Regions from separate parts of the Homo sapiens genome. Here region 1 is linked to region 2. Evidence: read pairs that join two places in POLR2A ChIA-PET (ENCODE). Cell type or tissue: Caco-2. All regions are shown on one strand. Each heading gives the region's core, and the rest is flanking DNA. Links, peaks and the distances in the headings are about the cores only. Region 1 has its middle 210 kb from the start of HABP2. Region 2 has its middle 180 kb from the start of SNORA87.

Region 1 (10,529 bases), core at 1,237-9,236, 110 kb after region 2:
GATTCATTCATTATAAGGATGGCAAACTGGTGACATTCTAATTTATTTTCTTTCTTTGTTTATTAGCTAGGACATTTCTAAAAAGAGATACTTTCTGTCAACTTCTGTTTAGTTACTCAAGGATACCGTTTGTTTTAGAAAGCCAGGATAAACGCTTGATTCTTCCTCTTTATTCATCATGCATCAAATTAATGATTAGATTCCCTAACTTCCTGTGATTGTTTAACGTCTTCCTCTTCTGTAACATGTACCCCTCAACCCTCACAAGAGCAGGACCTGAGTTGATCCTAGAGCCATATACAGGCCTGTGACGTATTAGACACTTGTTTGTATTTATGGAATGAATGGGTGAGTGAGTGGAGTAAATTCTCTGTTCTTTCCTTTGTCTTCCATTTCCTGGCCCCTCAATTTATCGTACATTCTCCTTTAGCTCCATGTAGCTAAACCATGGATTAAAATGATTTGGATCGAAAACATAAAATTAGCAAGGAAATACCCTCAGAGGCATGAAAAGTAGCTGCTCTACAGTGGCTCTGACACAAAAATACTAATTCAAAACATTTAATGTGGATACCTTGTAAGAGACCCAGATGGGTTTTTAAACAACATCTACTTAAATTTTTGCTAGTCTTCTAAGTGATGCACCTTAGGGGTCTTTCTAATGAGATCCCTAAGAAGATATAGCATTAGTATGACTAAGAATTAACTAATAATATGGAGTCTGCTTTTTGAATGGTTCAAAGTGATTCCACATTGGCTCTTTCTTTTGTCCTTGAAAATACCCCTGTGAGGGGCCCAGGCTATGAAGTATGCAGGGAGGGACAAGAATGACTATTAGCTGTTTAAAACAGGCCTAGGGAGGGTAAGAGACTCACCAGTGCCTCATGGGGGATACACTTAGGGCTAGATATTTGTCTATATAGTGGGTTATGTTCTAAGTAATGCTGGAATTTGGAACTAGAATGAGCCTTAGAGATTATCTAATAGCATCATATGTATGTTACATATTGTCACAATAATGCTGTCTGACAAACAGCCACAAAAGTTTAGTGGCACACAGTAACAAGCATTTATTGCTCCTGTGTTTGGGGTCAGCAGCACTGCTGATCTTGGCTGAACTCACTCATGTATCTGGGGCTCACTTGGCTGACAAAGGCTGACCTTGGCTGGGGAGACCAGGGTGACTCAGCTTTGCTCCATGTGTCTCTCATTCCCCAGGATGCTGGGTTAGCGAGAAAGTGGAAACCCCAGAGCCTCTTGAGGCCTCCACTTAGAACTGGCAGATTGTTGTTCTGGCTGCTGCATTCTGATAACTAAAGCAAGTCGTAAGACCAGCCCAGATTCAGGGAGTGGCAAAATGGCCTCTATCTCTTTAGTGAGAGAAATTGTAAGGTCACCTGACAAAGAACATGGGTTCAGGGAGGGGTGAGAAATTGGCCCCTAAATGAAATTAGTCAAGCACCCCATTATCTCATTTTAGAGAGGAGCAAACTCAGTTTCCCAGGAGAGCCAGCGACTGGTCCATGTTCACTCAGCAGAATGGGGACTAGAGCCCAAGACTCTCGTCTTTCACTCTGGGGGCCTTTCCATCTACCCCAAAGGCTGCAACTAAAGGCAAAGGCATAGGAATTGGCATTCATTTTCCTGTTCAGCAAATAATTCCTAATGTGCACCACTGTGCTGTGTACTAAGAAATGGGAGCTCATTAACAGCTGAGTGTGAATTTTAGTGAAATGATTACTTCTCCCATTTACCCAAAGGTTTGCTTCGAATAATAGAATTCCAGGCAGGTGGAGGAACAGGTTCCCCACCTGTCCTTCCTTGGTATCCTAGAAGCCATGCTATAGGAAGCCACCCATTCCACTGAGACAAGAGACTCCTCCTGATGTCTAGAATATAAGTCCCTCATTTTTCTGCTTTGAATGGGAAGGTCATCTTAGTGTCTCTAGAATGGGAGCCCTTCCCTTATCGTCCAACAGGTGGTTTCGGCAAAGGTGGGTTTTTGTAGCAGGGCTCCCCCCTGACTCAAGGAGAAAATAACACAGTCATTTTTGGGGTCTGTTTAGTCTCAAAGGGAAATGACTTACTAATTAGGGTAAGAGACTTTACAAAAATATGTTTTTGATTCCACTGATGGTCAGTTACAAGCGATAACACTGTTAAATGTAGTGCCTAATAAATCTGGGAAAACTACCCAATAAATGTAAGTAATAACAATGATTAACAATAAATTAAATGCAGAGAACCAGGAATGTACCACATTATTTTTAACTAGTTTGGACCATCGGGTTCTGATTATTCAGTTTGTCCTGTACACCTGGAGTTTATTAGAGTGTAATACAAACTAAACGGTCCCTCAGAGAGGCCATTGAAAGGACTTAGTATAAAACAATATACAAGTTTAATAGTGGTAACTGACCTTTCTTTCTTTTACAAAAACATATCTTTGTAACTTGAGCCCCGAGGAAATGTAATGCTTTTTACCTAATCCTGATTGTTAATTTTCCTTTTATTTAATTTAGAAGGTTTCATCTGTTTCATGAGATAGGAAGACACAATTTATATTCAGTAATTCTTCCTGCTCTGGAAAGAGATCCAAAATGGCTAAATATTTCTTTCCTTCTGCTGTGTCTATTACAAGAAGAGGGAAGAACAGACATGCAGTGCATTCACTATTAATGGCAGCTGGTTAAAACCCACATTTTTAAAAATAGCCAGATGAAATGGGTACATGTGTTTATAATCAAGGTACATTTGACTAATTTTCCCTAAACCTTTAAATATGACTCATTCTCAAATACCAGAAAATTGGGCTCTTTCTCATTTGAGGACAGAGAAGGCAGGCTCTCTGATGGGGGAAGCTTTTCCATCATTTCCCCAAATGCCTATCTTTCTGATGCTATCTAATAGGACTACCGTATTTCAATGACAGACTCCTCCAGTTTTAATGACATCTCTGTGGGTAGATACCTTTCTCATGTGGACATTGTTCTAATGTTTTCAGTGTTTTCCAGAAGGGTGCTTTCGGTGCCGCTGTACCTAGGGTTTCTTACTTCCTCCATCCCATACTCTTATCCCCAGACTAAATGTATTTTCCACAAAGGGAATCTTAACAAGGGTCAACTCTTGTAAATGTCTGAAACCTGAGGTGCCCCCAACAAAGCTGAGGTCTGGCAAACAGTCCATAAAACCCTGCCTTAAAATAATTAAATGAAATGGTTACCAGGGAGGGCAAGAATGGCATTGCCCAAAGCGTCAACAGAGTGTGAGACTGTTTTCTTTAGCCCGCTAATCAATAGGGCTGGCCTGAGGCCTCCCGGACCCCTTCGGTAGAGCCCCAAACTATATCTCACAAGCTGACTGTCAACCTTCATTTCATAATCAAAACCATTTTTGTTCAGAAGCTGGTCTTTATCTCAAAAGATTGAGAGAGTTCAACTTACATTTAGAAGAGGAATTCTGCTCCAAAGGGAGGGTAGCTTAACTTTCTAAACAGAAGGCTCGGGTCAAAGCAAAAGGTGGATTGATTTCTCTATCTGCTCTAGAGAAGTTGTACTCCATGGGCAAAGAGGGGAGGTTTGAGTTCTTGGAGGAGCATCAGGTAATTCACCCTGGCTCTCCCCTTGGCTGGGTAGGGGTGGGGAGGAGGGGAAGGGAGGGGAGAGACATGGAGTTTCTAGATGCTTTGAGAATCTTCCCTGGGAGAAGGTAACTAATTATCCCACAGCGGAACTGGGAAGACCTCTCTTCTCTCCTAAATTGTTTAATAACATGACAACTACTCTTCCCTTGGGATGTTTTGGGTGCCAAACACTGTGCTAGGGGCTGACACTCATCTACACATTTAATCTTCATGCTGACTCTATGGGATACATGCTATTAACCCCTCCACTTGACATCCCAGTGTTTCCCCACCTTGTTTGGGGGCCAGCTAGAGGATAGGCAGTTGTGGTGACCATGAACCTGCACTACTCTGATCTCCTGCTGCGAGGAGCATAAGCGACTGGTGCTCCAGCTGCTGTCTCTCCAGACCCACCACCAAGTTTGTGCTGAGGCCGTGGTTCCTGTGAGCTGCTCCCAGTCAGTGACTGAGTGTGGGGACACGCAGAGGCTCATTTCTGAATGATCTAAGACTCTTCAATAGGCAACTTTGGCTTGAGGCCTCCCTGTCAGCCTGGCCAACCCTTTTTTGAGCTGGCCAACTGCCTGAGGCTTCCTACCCAGTCTTCCTTCCTCCCTCCTTTCCAGGGTTCAGATCTGCATTGCTGTCTGAAGGCTCCCCTGCCTTCTCCAGAGCCCTCCCTTTCTTCTTCCCGGTCCTTTCCTCAATAATCATGTCTAGTCCTGTCTTAGAAGTCTGCTTCTCAGAGGATCCAAAATCACACCAGTCAACATAACAACAGCTATCACCCTGAGTAATGGTGGGCTCTAGACTTTGCTTTTCAATTGTTCTAGGTCCTGTGACAGCTTGGCCAGGCAGTCTGAGTGTCAGAGGAGGAGGCAGTGACTCCCTTTCCCAGCTAGAAATCTCTGTAGGGAGGTCACAGTCTGCTCCCTGGTTCCGATGTTTTTGGCCTTCTCAGGCACCTGTGGTTGCTTGGCCTCCCCTCCCCTCCATTGCTCTCAGCCTTGCTCTTGCCTTCACCTTTCTCCAGATGGGGCCCAGCTGCCTTGCCGCGTTCCCACGTTGGAGGCCTAGCAGGACTCTGGCTGCACTCTGTTCTTCCCTGGATGAAAATTCTCCTCAGTCCTCCAAAGTCTGACTAGAATCTCTCCCTCCCTTCTCAGATTGGGAGAGGGCCATAGTTCTAAGGACAGGATTGGGAGCTGCATTGAGTAGGTTTGAAGTCCAGCTCTATGACTTAACTGCTGTGTGATCTTGGCGAGTTACTTAACTTCTCTGAGCCTCAGTTTCTTTACTTGTAAGATAAGGATAGTAGTATTATCTAATTTGTGCTGTTCTTGTAAGGATTAAATGAGTTATTTAATGCAAAGCCCTTAGCTCAGAGCCTAGCACATATAAGGACTCAATACATGGTAGTATTTCTTGTGGTTAGAACTATTACATTATTATCTAACTAGCACCTCTCTAGGGATCAAAGATAGGAGTCCAGACCACTTTTCCCACTAGTTTTAAAGCTTAATTTTCTTCTAAGAAACCAGAGGGATTGCTTACTGAACCAGATGTCAACAGGGATCTCCACATTTCAGTTGAAATATTCTGCCATGAAATTTGGGGTTTTAGGAGGTAACACCATTACAGTCCTGGGGAAACCTTGGCAGTTTGAATGTGACCTTTCATTTTTGTTGTTGTGCGACTCCTCTGAAAGAAAGACTGCAGAGGAGAGAATGAGCTCCATGTTTAATAGCTTGCTTCTGGGAAGAACTTGAAACATCTTTGTGGTCCTCCAAAGAAGACTAAAATGGTGCTCCTAGTCCTTCCTTCTGCCTGCATTTTGGAGATGAAAGCCAGGTTTTTTAAAACAAAGATGAGTATTTATTAAAGACAGTTATTTTCACTCACCAGCTTTTGGGGGAATTGCACTCATTCCTTTAGAAATTTGCTAAGTTTCCCAGGCAAAGAGGGTGTGTCCTTGCCAAGAAGACACGGAACGCTCTTTAGCCCTGGTGGTTGCTCCCTATTGTCTCAGACAAAGTACGGTTTCATGTTGTAACCATTATTTCATGTACCTTACAGCCAATAAAATAATCACAGAGATGATTTGGTCTCAGTGCTTAAGTCATAAAGCCTCTCTGCCATCAGAGATGGAGGTTTAATTGTGAGTGACGTTGGATGAGAACCTGGTTCTGGGCTGTATCGGAGTTATCCAGCTGTTCTTTCATCACACATCCAGAAAGCCAGTCATACTTTTCTCCAGCTCATCTGTGCATTCTTGATCCTGCCTCTAACATTTTATTTCGAATTCCCCTGATAGCCTCAGTGAAAGTTCCCAGCAGAGATTGATTGCAGGGCATGACCCAAATTTGTAACTGGCCACAAAACGCTGTAAAACAAAGTTCACCGAATACCTTCCAGCTGATTGTAAGTGATTTTTGAAAATGATCTGGTTGTGTTTTTCTTCTTTTTTCCACATAAAATGTCTGAAAAGAGGGACTTTTTGCCAAGCTCTGATTTTTGTAACATCATCTATAAAGCCTGACAATACGGACCGCATGGAACTAACTGCAGGTGGTGGCAGCAGCCCGGCCTCGCTAGTGGAGTTTTGTTTGATGGGACATGACTATTTAACAGAATGAGAGCAGAGGGTAGGTGTCCTGGTAAGGGAGGATGAAGATCTGGGTAACAGCAACTCTTGGGAAATTCCTTAGTGTTCCTAGTGGGTCTTTTCTTCATTTGTAAAATGAAGAAGAGCATTAGTCAAGCTCTGTCTTTGCAGAACCCCAAATCTTTCCTGAAAATGGAATAAGAGAGGTTACTCCAGAGATGCAAAATATAATTAAGTTACTTGAGAGAAGCTTCTCAATTTTAAGCTTTTGCTCACACATGTCTCATACTTTTGACACCTGCTACTAGCTAAAAATGAATAAGCATCAAGTACGCTAAAGAAAAAATTAAGAACTGTGGTCTTAAAGAAAGAATTTACCTTCTCTGGTGTCCTGAATACATGTAATTTGGTCATATTTTTATCAATAAAATAGTTCCTGGTTCATACCATGGAATGAAATGCATCAGAAAGTATTTGCTGTAGACTCAGGCATGTCTGGGCCTGCTGGGAGGCCAGTGGATTGTTCCCTCTCAGTGGATTGTTCTATCTCCGTGAGGAAGTGAGGAGCTGCCTGGTTAAGAGCTTGTCCTAGTGAGAGCCATGAATTAGGACCAATGGAGCAGTGCTGGGGTAGGAGGGGGGTTCTCTCATTTAGACAGCCTTTTCATTTTGCCCCCAAGCCTTATCCCTGTGTCCCCAGACATGGGACCTCTGTGGATGCTAACAGAGAAGGCACTGATCACACAAGACATCAGTGGCCTTGGTGCTAATGGCTTCAGTAGCCTCAGGAGAATGGGTCATTGGTACCATTGGTATCACCCTTAGCATCAGTGGCATTGGTACAGACTCTGGCTGTGTTCAGTGGGCTGGGGCATTGACACTGATACCCTCGCATCAAATACCATCAAGATCCATGATACCATCCCAGGACCATGAGTACTGGAAGTTACACTGAGCATCCCATGGGAGCCAGCAGTAGTGTTGATTTCATAGGGCCACGGGCAGCAGGGCAGCCTGAGAGATATGTGAGCCACCCGTTGTGATGTGGCCTGGGCTGGGAGCACAGAGAAGCCATCAGTCATTTCATCCTTTTGGCAAAAGGGAGCCATTGAGAGTTTTTGAAGGAGGGACTCTTGGTCAGAATTGGACTTCAGGATGATGCTCTGGCTTGGTAGGGGGCAGGTTGAACAGAGGGGCAAGGGAAGATAAAGGCAGGGAGACCAATTAGGGGGCTACTTACAATAGTCCACTTCAGAGATTCATACTAAGGGCCTGAGCAAGGCTGAGCCTTAAGGGGGTCATAGCAAAACTGGGGCAGGCACCACATCCAGCTGAAGGGATGTCTTACCGATCCCCAAGGGGCATCTTGACATCAAGTGAGTTTGGGACTCCTGCTCCCTGGGTTTGTGCCACACATCTGGTGACACAAGCCAGAACCAACTGGACAGGCATTAAAGAACCTAGTGAACCCACTGCTACAAACCCAAGCCATTGTCCTCACCTCAGTGCCAAGCTGCCTGCTCTTTGGGGCTGCTTTAGATTAAAAGGGATAAAAGATGGGGCAGAAATGGCCTGTAATCCATGGGCAGTAGAGTGCTCTGGTCTCCTGGGGAAACAGTGGGATCTTCTTTGGGTGTATGAGGTGCCAGAACCAGGATGGCAACGAGGGATCTAGCTCCTGTGCAAACATTGCCTTCCCTTCAACTGGAAGTAATCAAGAGCTAGGCTTAGCTTGAGCTGCTTTTCCTAGAGCTATGCATGTAAATGTTGACACAATCCCAAATGATCCCATTTCTTTATTTTCCCTTTTATATTGGGACAAAGGATTATTTTTCTGGCATCCAGAGGATGAAAAATGAGGATAAAAAAATGGAAGCCTATTGTTTAGTAGAAAGAGACCTGGGCAGATAGGGAGCCAGGAGCCCTGAGCCCTGTTCCTGGCCCTGCTCGTGACTCACTGCATTGACTTAGACATTTATTTGCTCATTTGTACAATGAGAAGTTTGGACTTGGTGATTATGAAGGCCTCTTCCAGGCTACATGCTCTGAGTTTTAGCTTCATGAGAAGCAGATCCCCTGCTTCTGGTTAAGGAGAAATGTCTTGACCATTTCTGGTCTCTTTAGTGAGAAAATATGAGTAGAGGTTGAGAGCTCAGGCTTTGGGTTTGGAACTTGACTCTACAACAAACAAGTTGGGGCCTTGGGCAAGTTCTTTAACCTGTCTGAGCTTCAGGGTCCTCTTCTGTAAAATTGGCCCCAAATACATACTTTGGGGTTAAGATAAGGTTTCCATAGATAATGCTTTGAACACAGGGCATGGCATACATGAAGCCCACAATGAATGATGGTGGCTGGCGTTGGTGTTGTTGTTGAAAGGACTAAATGTGGGACAAGGCATCCTGATGCCTGACGCGGGATCCGGAGGGGGTTACTGACACCTCCTGTGTCTACACCTTTCCCTGTGAAGTTGGGTCTTCATCTGCCAGACAGTCTCCTTTGTCCTCTGCAAGTTGAGGCTCACCAAGGGGAGAACTGCAGAGTTCTCAGGCAGGAAAAATATACCACTTTCTTTTTATGTTAAAGATCCAGTCAATGGGCAATGCATAATATCAGAAAATACAGACAAGTAAAAGTCCAGACATGAAGAAAGCATATTTCCACGGTGGTAGGCCAAACAATGCCTCCTTCCCCCATTCCCAGAAGATATCCATTTCCTAATCCCCAGAACCTGTGAATATGTTACCTTATATGGTAAAAGGGACTCTAAAAACATGATTAAGTTAATGATCTCGAGATAGGGAGATTATCCAGGATTACCTTGTGGGCTGAATGTAATCACAGGGGTGCATATAAGAGGGAGCCAGGAGGGTCAGTGTCAGAGAAAGTGAGGTGATGATGGAAGCAGAGGGAGAGATGGGTGTGTGATGACAGAGCAGAGGTCAGAGTGATTTGGAGCTGTGAGCCAAGGAATGCAGGTGGTCTTTAGAAGGTAGAAAACATAAGAAAATGGAGTCTCCCCTGGAACTTCCAGAAGAGGCCCAGTGAAACTTTTTTCAGACTTCTGACTTTCGGAACCAGAAGATAAATTTGTGTTGTTTTAAGCCACCAAGTTTGCAGTCATTTGTTATATCAGTAATAGGAAACTAATACATGCTCCTCCCCCAAACTAATACATGCTCCTCTCCAGTTTGGAGATTCCTCAAAAAGCTAAAAATGGAGCTACCATATGATCCAGCAATCCCACTTCTGTGAATATACTTAAAGGAAATCACTATAGTCAAGAGATATCTGCACTCCCATGTTTCTTGCAGCACTGTTCACAATAGTCAGTATTTGGAAGCCACCTAAGTGTCCATCAACAAATGAATGGTTAAAGAAAATGTGGGACATATACACAATAAAGTACTATTCAACCGTAGAAAATAATGAGATCCTGTCATTTCAACAACATGGATGAAACTGGAGATCATCACATTAAGTGAAATAAGCCAGGCCCAGAAAGACAAACATCACATGTTATTTGTGGGATCTAAAAACCAAAACGATTGAACTCGTGGATATAAAGAGTAGAAGGATGGTTACCAGAGGCTGGGAAGGGTAGTGGGGAGGTGGGTGGGTGGAGGGGGGCGAGGGAGCAGGTATGGTTAATGGGTACAAAATAATAATTAGAAAGAATGACCACACAACAGGGTAACAACTTATCATTAATAATAATTGTATATTTAAAAATAATTAGGAGTGTAATTGGATTGTTTGTAACACAAAAGATAAATGCTTGCAGGGGTGGATACCCCATTCTCCATGATGTGATTATTTCACATTGTATGCCTGTATCAAAACATCTCATGTACCCCACAAATATATACACCTACTATGTATCCACAAAAATCAAAAATAAAAAAAACTGCCCCCAGCTGATCCCCAAGTGTCCATTACAGGTGCTTGTGCAAACAGCTATATAAAGAAGTATTGCACATTGCATTTAGTTGTTATGGCCTTCGAATCTTTTTAATCTAATACCCTGCTTTTTGATGTCACTGACTTGTTGAAGAGGGCAGGCCAGAGGTCCTGTAGGATGTCCTCCAATCAAGATTTGTCTAGTTGACTCCTTGTGGTATTATTAAGCTTGTTCCTCTATCCCCTGTGTTTCTTGTAAGCTGGATACCATATCTAAAGTCTTGATAGATTCAATTACACACTTTGAGCTAAAAGACAGCATAAGTGATGCTATATACTTAATGTTGCATCACATAATTTCTAGTTGACCTACCAGACTATTTGCTTTTCTAAAGACTGTCCTTA
Region 2 (10,529 bases), core at 1,712-9,711:
CTGTGAGTCCTTCCTATACACATCAGTTAACTGCATTTCTCTGGCGTGGTGAGGGAAAAGGAAATGATAAGGGCTGCAGAAATGTTCCTGTTGGCAAGGCATCAGGAAGCAGGAAGAGAACATCCTTGCACTTGGGGATCTTTGAGTCTTCAGAGTCGTGGATTGAGGTCCAAGTTGATGACAACTCTTGGAAAACCCTCGTACTAGAGATTAGGGTGAGATGGCTGGCCATGTTGGTCTCAGTCTATGACATCCAACACTTCTAGCCCAAGACTTAGGAGGTGAAGGGAATGAGTCATGACTGTACATCTACTACTTACGTTTTCAAGATGAGGATGTCCTTTGTTTCTACGGACAGACACCCTCTAGGAACCCTTGAATTTCATCTTTGTATTCTGCAGTCAATATCGCCAAGTGTCTCTTGAACTTGCTAACAAGAAGAGACCAGAGGTGAGTTGACACTGCCGTTCTCTTCTTTTCTGAAGAAATAAATAAATAGAAGTTATTCGAGCTACGTCTCTTCAGCCTAGTTCCCTGCAGGACAAGATGCACTGAGATGCCTAGGATGGTTAATATAGATGTTTAGACTCTCCAGGCAATGACCCTTTTAGCCATAGAGCCTGAGTGTGGCCAACTCAGGTGGAAAACACTCATAGGGCGCACTCAGCTGTGTGCTGGACTGAGTGAGGAGGCAATCATGATTTGGAGTCCTTGCTCCCAGGCCCTGCAGAGTCGAGAGGGAGGGGTAAAGATGTACACAATAGCTCAAATACAAAGCACGTGCCATGGTAGGGGGCTCAAATGAAGAGACAGTTATATCCAATTGGTATAAGTCAGTGGTTGGGGGCATGAAGTACAGCATCAAAACAGGCTTTGAAGAAAGAGTAAACTTTGAGGTGACATTTGGACGATGGTAGGATTTTTATTGTTTATTTGCTCACTTATTTTTTTAAAGAAATGATATCTTGCTATGTTGCTTAGGCCAGCCTCGAACTCCTGGGGTCAGTGATCCTCCCAACTCAGTCTCTGAAGCAGCTGGGACTACAGGCATGTGCCATTGCACCTGGCTATTCACTGTTTTATTTCTGATACTTTTAAATAATAAAAACAATACAGTTCATTATAGCAAATATAAGAAGCATAAAGAAGAAAATTAAAATACTCATAATCCCAGCACCCAGAGAGAAAACACAAGTAACATTTTGATGTATTCTTCCAGATTTTTATTGATGTGTGTGTACACACACACACACACACACACACATATGCACATACATCTGCACACATACACATATATATTTCACAAAATTGGGCTTATACTGAATAAATACTTTTGAAGTCTACTCACTTAGCAGAATAATGGGTTTTCACATATCATTAAATATTCTTCAAAGACATGATTTATAAAGTTATGCATGATTGTCCAGTAAGTTAACTATTTTCCAATACGACATTCAATTTGTTTCTATTTTCTCATAATAATGAATAATAATGAATAATGTTTTGCTTAGCTTTCTTATACATAAAGCAAATAGAAAAGCTTTTTCTCTACAGAGATCGGAGTGCAGGTGGAGGTGGTGGGTAGAGGCCACTCCAGAAAGAGAACTCAGGGTGAGTGAGTGGGTGGGGACAGAAGGCACAGGGGGTGTGGGAAAAGCAAGCTGTGCTATCTGGCTGGAGAGTTGGTGCTTTTAGGGGAGCAGTGGGACAAAAACAGAGGCTGAGGCAGCTTGTAGAGGAGTGGGACTGGCTGAGTGAGAAGCACAGTATCACCTTTACTGAGAGGCAATGGGGAACCACTGATGGGCTTTGAACAGGTTAAGGACAGAATTAGAGAAGTGTTTAAGGCGGTGAATCTGAAAGTGGTGTGAGGGTGGAGTGGAGGAAGGAAGAGGGGGAGAAACTGGAGATGGGAGATGTGTTAGGACCCCTTAGTAGTGTCAAGGCAAGAGGTGGTGAGTGCCTGAACCCTGGCAAGGGCAGCCAGGATGGAAAGGAGGGGTGGTTGGAGGCCATGACTCTAAGACAGAAACTGGTTAGGAATGTGGCCTATGAAGACAGAGGCATCAATAACCTTCTGACTCTGAGCCTTAATAAGTGGGAGAATGGAGAAGGCATAAAGAAATTGAGGCCCAGAAAACACAGTGACGTGTGCAAACTCGTGACCGAGTTAGTTAGAGGTTAAACCAGGCTGGAAGCGAGGTGCCCAGTCTTCCGGTCAGGAAATCATGAACGGCAGATGTTAGAGTTCTCGTGTTAGATGCTAGATGCGGCACATCCTGGAGGATTAGATGTAGTGGATCCTGGAGCCTACGTCTGAAAGCGTATCAACCCAAGGAAAACTCCTGTCAGCTGTGACTCTGGTCCTTAATGTTTATTGGAACATGGGCTGAGCACTGCCCGTGGATTAAGCAAAAGGGGCAAAAATAACAATAATAATAATAATAATAATAATTCAACTTCTAACTTAGTTCTTCAGTAGGCCAGGTCAAATGAGCAGTCATGAAAGAGAAAAAGAGACAAAAAAAGAGAGTCTTGCTCGCCATTTCAAAGGAAGGGCCAGCAATGTGTGTTTTTGCATGGAAAACCTTCTTTGGCTCTCCAGCCAGAGCTGATCACTGATCCTTGGCGGCATCTCCTCTCGAGAGACGCTGGGTTAATGGAGCACATGAGGCCGTCCTGGAAGGCAGTGAACGGTTTTTTCCATTGGGTGAACATCTCATCATACATGTACGCATAGTTCCTTTTTATCTCACACTTAAATTGTGGTTTCCCTCCCATGATTGGTTTTTGCCACATCAAACAGTTTTCAACAGTTTCAAAAATCAAGACCGGTGTATAATAACAAAAATAAAACTAAGAAAAAGGAAAATAAAAAAACCCCTCACCTGATCTCTCCAGCATTTCACTGCTGCTTTGGAAATTGAGAGCTGTGCGTGGGATATTGGCAGCTAACAACCATGGAAGTAAAAAATGATTTTTGATCTCAAGGCCTAATATTATTCATATTTTTTCATAGCCTCAAACAATGTCTTCAGATAATTCAGGTACAGGCAAGCCAGAAACAAAACAACATCATAAAGGCATTATTACATACAGACACTTTCAGCTATGCTACACGCCTCACAGTGTCTTTGAACCCCGTATGTGAGAGAACCATCTCACACTCCAGGGAATACTCTTGGAGCTGTTTTTACTTCAACGAAGGGTAGCGAAACAAAATTCTTTGGCTTTAGATATGTGTTTGGCATTGGCTCTGTAGAGTTCTGCCTCTTCTTCTGTCTTTACCATCCATCAGGTCTATTTGAGAGGCCATGGGACGGGCTGAGATGTGCCCAGCTGTGCTCCCACCTGCGGTGCAGGGTCCTTAACCTTGGGTCCTGGAAGTTTGGGCCAGCCCTCCAAGTGGGTGGGGGTTATGGAACTGAGAACGGAAAGGCTTTCATCAAGAAGAATTTGGCAAGGGAGCCTTTCCCAGCCCTTGTTCCTCCCCAGATAACGCTGGCCAGCAGCATCAAATTGGATAAGGGCTGCAGACTGGGGTATGCTTAGAAAGGACAGAAGAAGCAGGGAAAGGGAGAGGGAATTGTTCTCTTGGGAAGTCTTTCCCTCCTTTTTGAAACTATCTGCTCTCTGGTTTGAAAGTGCCAATAGCATCTCAGCCAAGGAATGAGTCTTCCTCTCCTCCTTGCCTCTTGTTTCCCTGTTAGCATTCTTCACCTAGAGAAGGGTCTTAGTGTCTTTACCAGCTTCGAATTCATCTATGTTCTTAAGCTAGTTCTCCCAGCTGCCAGAACCTGGGGGGTGACGCCTGTCCTCACTTTTCACAGCATCAGCAACTGTGCCACTCATTTGGAACCTATTGTATACTTCCTACAGTTGTTAGATTTAGATGGCTGGTGGGGTGGTATACACCCTGTTCTTTAAGTTGCCAGTCGCAGATGCTAAATTTGTTATCTCTTCTCTTCTCATTTCTCCACAGCATTTAAGTTTCTGGTGCAGGGTAGACATTTAGTTAATGTTTGCAGATCATCTGATCATTCTTCCATCTCACAGAGAAAGTAAGGATTAGCTGGGCACAGTGGCTCACGCCTATAATCTCAGCACGTTGGGAGGCCAAGGCAGGTGGATCACTTGAGATCAGGAGTTCAAGTCCAGCCTGGCCAATGTGGCAAAACTCTGTCTCTACTAAAAATACAAAAAAAAATTATCTGGGCATGGTGGCAAGTGCCTGTAGTCCCAGCTACTCGGGAGGCTGAGGCAGGAGAATCGCTTGAACCCGGGAGGCAGAGGTTGCAGTGAGCCAAGGTCACGCCACTGCACTCCAGCCTGGATGACAGAGCAAGACTCTGTCTTTAAATAAATAAATAAATAAATAAATAAATAAATAAATAAATATATAAAAGAAAAAGTAAGGACTGAACTCAACAGTGTGAGTTCAGGTAGGCAAAATCGAAGGCATGAAATCCCAGGAGTTTCCACCCTCCAGTGTTGTAGGAATTTCTGAGGACTTAACAGGACACAGCTTCTTTAGCTGACTTGTTTATCAAGGTCAGGGCAATGCTATCTCCACCGAGAAGACTTGTGTTCTGTTGTGTCCCAAACCCAAAGAATTTACTCTGTGCCATTCAAAAGATAGTTGGCCCACACCATCTTGTATTCTAGATTTGCTTGCTAGTCTTGCTTTCTTTAGTAAGCTCCAGGGAGACAAGGGCTGATTCTCACATGTCATTTACAAGTTCGTCCCACCATTATTCCTTGTGTATCAGACATGGCTCTATCATGTCATATGCCGGTAATCACAGTGGGTCGAATGAATTGACCTGATCTGCTTTTGTCTCGGAGAAGCTTGCCAGGGTTTTGTGAAAAGAGAAAATGATTCATCTAGAAAGTGTCCACAAACCCTTGAAAAAGCAAGAGAAACAAATGCTTGTGGTTTCCACCATTTCTGCCCCTTGTTTTATTTATTTATTTAGAGACGGACTCTCTGTCGCCCAGGCTGGAGTGCACTGGTGCATCTTGGCTCACTGCAATCTCCACCTCCCAGGTTCAAGCGATTCTCCAGCCTCAGTCTCCCGAGTAGCTGGGACTACAGGCATGCACCATCATGTCCGGCTAATTTTTGTATTTTTAGTAGAGATGGGCTTTCAGCATGTTGGCCAGGCTGGTCTTGAACTCCTGACCTCAGGTGATCCACCTGCCTCTGCTTCCCAAAGTGCTGTGATTACAGGCGTGAGCCACCGCACCTGGCCTGCCCTTTCTTTTTCTCCATGTTGGCTCCCCTGTTCTCCCCCAACATGAGTGCTTAGCATTTCACCAGCTTTTCTTCCCAGGCAACATTTTCCCCTTCCCTGGACTTAGTGTGTGTTGAGCTAGAACATTCACTCACTGGAATCTAATTTCAGTCCTGCGAAGGTTAATTTATCGTTTTTCAGGCTGTGTACTCATTTAAAGCAAAATTACCCAGCTACTAGTCTTCTTGATAGCAATTACGTCCAACGAAAGCAAACTACTGAGCTTCATGTATTGGTAATGGCCTTTCTTTATGTATTTTTCCTTAGGGATAAAGTTGAATGGGGAAATTAGTCACATTAAGCTGGAAAAATAGTGAACAAAATACATATTTTATATTTTTGAAAAATATCCTCCTGCTACCAATTAAGGTCTTTATTAGAAACAGGTATTTTCACATTATGGGGGTTGTCTTTATATTAAACGGAGCAAACCCAAATGAATAGTTACTTAAGAGGATCTTTTTAATAAATACTCAAGTCCATTTTAATATCTAATAATAGTGGCTGCCTCAAGTATTCAAATTTTAGCATAACCAGCAGGAAAACTGTTTGATGTTTTAATTATGTCCCTGAAAATGCTGAATGGGTTATAAAAAGCAATTTGAAGAAAATAAAAGAAGGGATTTTTAAAAATTATTAGTGTTTCAGGGAAAAAGACATTTTCCACATCCCATTAAAAACCTTTCTGCATTGTAAAAATACTATCTGCTGATAAACTGGGCCAAATAAGCAAAAAGGATTTGAATCTGTTGCAAGTGTTCACATTTGGGGGAAAAAAAAAATCTGAAAAACTGAAGGAAAAAAAAAGACCTCAGAGGAACCATATCCCAAGGAGTGGAGGGCTATGGAAATTGAGCATGCCTTGAAAGAAAGGAAGAAAATCTTTTAATTATGTTTAAAATTAGCCAGAACCTTGTACTTGTCCCAGAGAGATTCCTGGGAGGGTTGGAACATTTCTGATGAACGGGCTGATGTAATCACTTCAAAAACCCCACCTGGAAGTCTGGACTTGGGAGGAGGCTGTGGGGACATTCCGGGGCTAGATCCTGCTGCCCCCAGGTCATCCTTCTGGGCAGGAATCAGGAAAGCTATCCCTGAGGAGAGGGAAGCAATGAGAAAAGGAGCCGTTTCCAAGGAATGGAACCAGATGTCCAAGCTACAGGGCTGCGAATGGGGCTCAGCAGAGGACAGGCACACATGAAACGGGGAGTGGGAAGGCTGGATTCTGGGTTAACTCTTTCTCCTCTCAGTAGGGGGGGGCCTGGCCCCCAGATGACAGGAAAGCCACCTTCCTCATGGCCAGATACAAGGTACCATGAAGAACTCAGGGAGGTAATTCTACCCAAGAAAATGGGTCCTTTCCCTGCGTTAGCTGCCTGGTGGTGGTCCAGGCAGAGAACTCCACCTGGGCTGCAAATTAGAATTCCCTGGAGGGATTCAAATCACTTTCTTCTTTTTTTAAACAATAACTTCGTCCAAGCTGCACTCCTGACCAAATAACCTAGCATCTTGGAGGTGGAGCCCAGGCATCAATATTTTTAAAAAACTCCCCAGATAGGACGGGCAAGGTGGCTTGCGCTTGTAATCCCAGCACTTTGGGAGGCCCAAGTGGGTGGATCACTTGAGGTCAAGAGTTCGAGTCTAGCCTGGCCAACATGGTGAAACCCTGTCTCTACTAAAAATACAAAAATTAGCCAGGCGTGGTGGCAGGTGCCTGTGGTCCCAGCTACTCGGGAGGCTGAGACAGGAGAATCGCTTGAATCCGGGAGGCAGACTTTGCAGTGAGTGGAGATCATACCACTGCACTCCAGCCTGGGCAACACAGTGAGACCCTGTCTCAAACAAAAACAAAAAACAAAAACGACTCCCCAGATGATGTGCAGCCAAGTTATAAAACCAGTGTCGATGTGTCCCACATTCGAGAATCACTAGGGGGGCTTGTAAACTGCAGATCCTGATCCAGCAGGTCTGGGGCAGGGCTTGAGCTTCTGCCTTTCTGCACAAGCTTTCACATTATGCTGATATTGCTCGGTGGACCATGCTTTGAGTAGTAAGACACTGCAGTTTTCTGCTTTTTGTGCTTCTTCGGATTTCTGCCTTTTAGACTAAATGATATATATATTAAATGATTAGGAGCTTAATGGTTCTCTTTAGAATAGGGCCTACTAGTAAAGTGATTTGTATTTACAGTGCAGGGACAGTTTGGTCTTAGGAGACATTTTATTCCATTTAGCTAGGTCATTATTGAATCAGGTACCCACCTGGCTTGTCACTGGGTAGCAAGAAATGCTACCATAGCTGGGCATGATGGCTCACACCTGTAATCCCAGTACTTTGGAAAACCAAGGCAGGCAGATTGCTTGAGTCCAGGAGTTTGAGAGCAGCCTGGGCAACATGATGAAACCCTGTCTCTACAAAAAATACAAAAAATGAGCTGGGTGTGGTGGTGTGTGCCTGTAGTCCCAGCTACTGGAGAGGCTGAGGTGGGAGCATGGCTTGAACCCAGGAGGTTGAGGCCACAGTGAGCCAAGATCACACCACTGCACTCTAGCCTGGGAGACAGAGTGAGATCCTATTTCAAAAAAAATCCCCCCAAACAAAAAACAAAACAAAACAAAGAAATGCTATCGTACTTGGCTTCAAAGATCTTGGTTTTGCCCATGGTGTCTTCTTTTAAGTATATTTTTGTTGTGCTCTTCTGTTCGGAAAAGCAGCCTGTTTGTTTTATTTACTTATGAACACATAATGATAACGTCCCTACTATGTGCAGGCACTGTGTTGGGAGTGAGGAAAGACTAGCTGAATAAGACTCAAACTTGAGCGTCACGCCTCAGCAGGCCTTGCACTTTCAAGTAGCATAATCGCGTTGCTGATAAGCTCAGCTCCAATTATATCTCATTGTATTGTTCTCATTTCTACCCAGAAATCTGAAATGTTTACCTGCTTAAAACCCCTAAACATTTGGCTACTGGACCACGTGTACCCTGGAGATAAGATGGAACCAACAATGCTGAGTTCCTATTATGTGCCTGACACCGTAAGAGATTTATAGGATGCTGTTCCTTTTGAGTTTTGCAGTAGCCCTGTGGGGTCAGTATCATACCCATTTTACAGATGAAGAAATATGGAACAGATAAGAAACTTGCTCAAAGTCATGTGGCTACTAAGTGGGCAGAATTAGCATTTAAGCACCATTATACCTTTTTTTTTTTCCATTATAGTCCGTTGTCTTCCTGAAAAGAATAATTGAAAGTTGAAAGAAGGTAAATGCTAGAAGTTACTTGGGAAATAATTGTTGCAGCAATGATTACAACCCTCTTTTTTTTGTTTTTTTTTTTTTTTGTTTTTTTGCTGATGAGGTAATGGAGATGCAGTCTTAATAAATATTTTTTGAATGAACAAAGAAATGAGTGAATGAATTAAAGAAAGTCAAAGGTTAAACTTGTCTACTCCTACCTTTAAATAGAGCAGACATTACCCTTCCTAAATCCTCAGCTTTGTGAGCCTTCTAGATCATGAGAAACTCAAGATTTACTTTATTTAAATAGTAATTATTGTTATGTCAATTATCATTGATAATGTTCCAGAACTATACTTTCTATGTGCCCAGTTTAGTACCACTTTATATATAGCATTTAACTTAATCTTTAGTATAATCTTTACAGATGAAAAAAACGATGTTTAGAGACATCGTTTAAACTCACCCAGTGGCCCAGCTAGTAAATATAGCAAGATTCAAGCTCAAGGCTTGGATTTCAAAGACCAAGCTCTTCCCACTTCACCACACTGCTCAGTGGGAAGCTTCCTTGGTGGCCTGTAAGAGTTTTCCGCTTTAAGGCATTTGAATTCTCTAGCTGGTGCTGTTGGAGTCCCCACACATATCCCCTTGACCCTGAGTGAGGTCTCCAGCAGACAGCTCCCAGATACTCCAATGGCTCCTGACTGTACTTGGCCAGATCACAGGGCAAGCCAAAAGTGCCAGGGAATGAATGCCCCAGAAGGACCCTCTCAATCAATGATGGATAGGAATTGGTGGATAACTACTGCAGCTTCCTTGTCCCTTTAACAGACAATTCAGAAGCGACCTCCACAGTCTCTCAGGTCTGTTGTGAGACTGAGCCCAGCTGCCTGCAAATGTAGCCTGATCATTAGTCCATTAGCGCCCTCTTTATGGTTTCACTTTCTTTCTCCCTCTAGTGCTTTCTTGGCTCAACTCTCAAATAAACAACTTATACCTAGGTTCTGCTTTTGGGGAAACTCAAACTAAGAAAGGTACTGCCTTCTTCTCAATGCTCAGAACTTAGGGAGCTCCGCCATGATGCGGGTGGCCCAAGAATAAAAAATGGCTACAATTGAGTATCTTTTTCTGTTTTTGTCTTTTTTGATACAGGGTCTTGCTCTGTCACCCAGGCTGGAATGCAGTGGCACAGTCATGGCTCACTGCAGCCTCAAACTCCCGGGCTCAAGTGATTCCCCTGCCTCAACCTCCCTAGTAACTGGAACTACAGACACACACCACCATGCTCTGCTAATTTTTAAAACTTTTTTTTTTTTTTTTTTGTAAAGACAGGGTTTCTGTATGTTGCCCAGGCTGATCTCAAACTCCTGGACTCCAGTGATCCTCCTACCTTGGGCCCCAGAGTGCTAGGATTACAGGTGTGAGCCACTGCACCCAGGCCAAGTATCTTCTTTAATGAAAGAAAAATTTTCCTTCTTTCACCTTGCTCCTTCAGAGGGAAGACTGCCTGGTGTGAAGAGTTGGTATTTAGGTGGTCATATACTTTTGAAATGGTGAATGGAGTTCCCAAGGTCACATGACTTCTGCTGAAGTGGGGATTCCCTAGAGAATTTCAGCAGAGGGTGAGGCAAGGGTACCTGGCTGCCTCTGCTCCTGGTGCCAACCATATGCCGTGGACTTCACAGCCCAGGCAGGCAGGTATAGGCCTGCACCTGCTGTAGTGCTCTTGAAGGCTTGAGTGGGGAGTGGGGATGCTCAGAAGGACCCATGAGTGAACAGGACCATGTCACCTTCTGGAGCTTGCCAAGAAAGCCCTTTATGTCAACTGGGGGCTGGGGCGGGGAACAGCAGGACAAAGCAGAAAGATAACTAACAGGGAGTTGAGCGATCTGGACTGAAACACTAGCTCTACCATGATTCTTTCAGTCAACCCATGATTAGTAAGTGTCTGCTGTATGCAGGCTGGTGTGATATTTAAAACATTTAGCTGTCACTAT

Evidence for each region. ChIA-PET counts read pairs that join two places held together with the same protein. Peaks named below come from ENCODE experiments on the same cell type or tissue, not always from the same donor. Only the 100,000 strongest peaks of a DNase experiment are listed, where the experiment ranks them.
Region 1: POLR2A ChIA-PET joins it to region 2 with 6 read pairs; 2 of 35 experiments call an interaction of 5 or more read pairs at or near these places.

What each region holds. Positions count from the first base shown.
Region 1 is chr10:113,334,601-113,345,129 of GRCh38, forward strand. No RefSeq gene overlaps it. Among named protein-coding and RNA genes, the nearest start is that of HABP2, 210 kb to the right of the region's middle. In Caco-2, for the core only: no CTCF peak of the experiment used is centred there; no DNase peak of the experiment used is centred there.
Region 2 is chr10:113,223,866-113,234,394 of GRCh38, forward strand. No RefSeq gene overlaps it. Among named protein-coding and RNA genes, the nearest start is that of SNORA87, 180 kb to the left of the region's middle. In Caco-2, for the core only: no CTCF peak of the experiment used is centred there; a DNase peak (open chromatin) is centred at 6,336.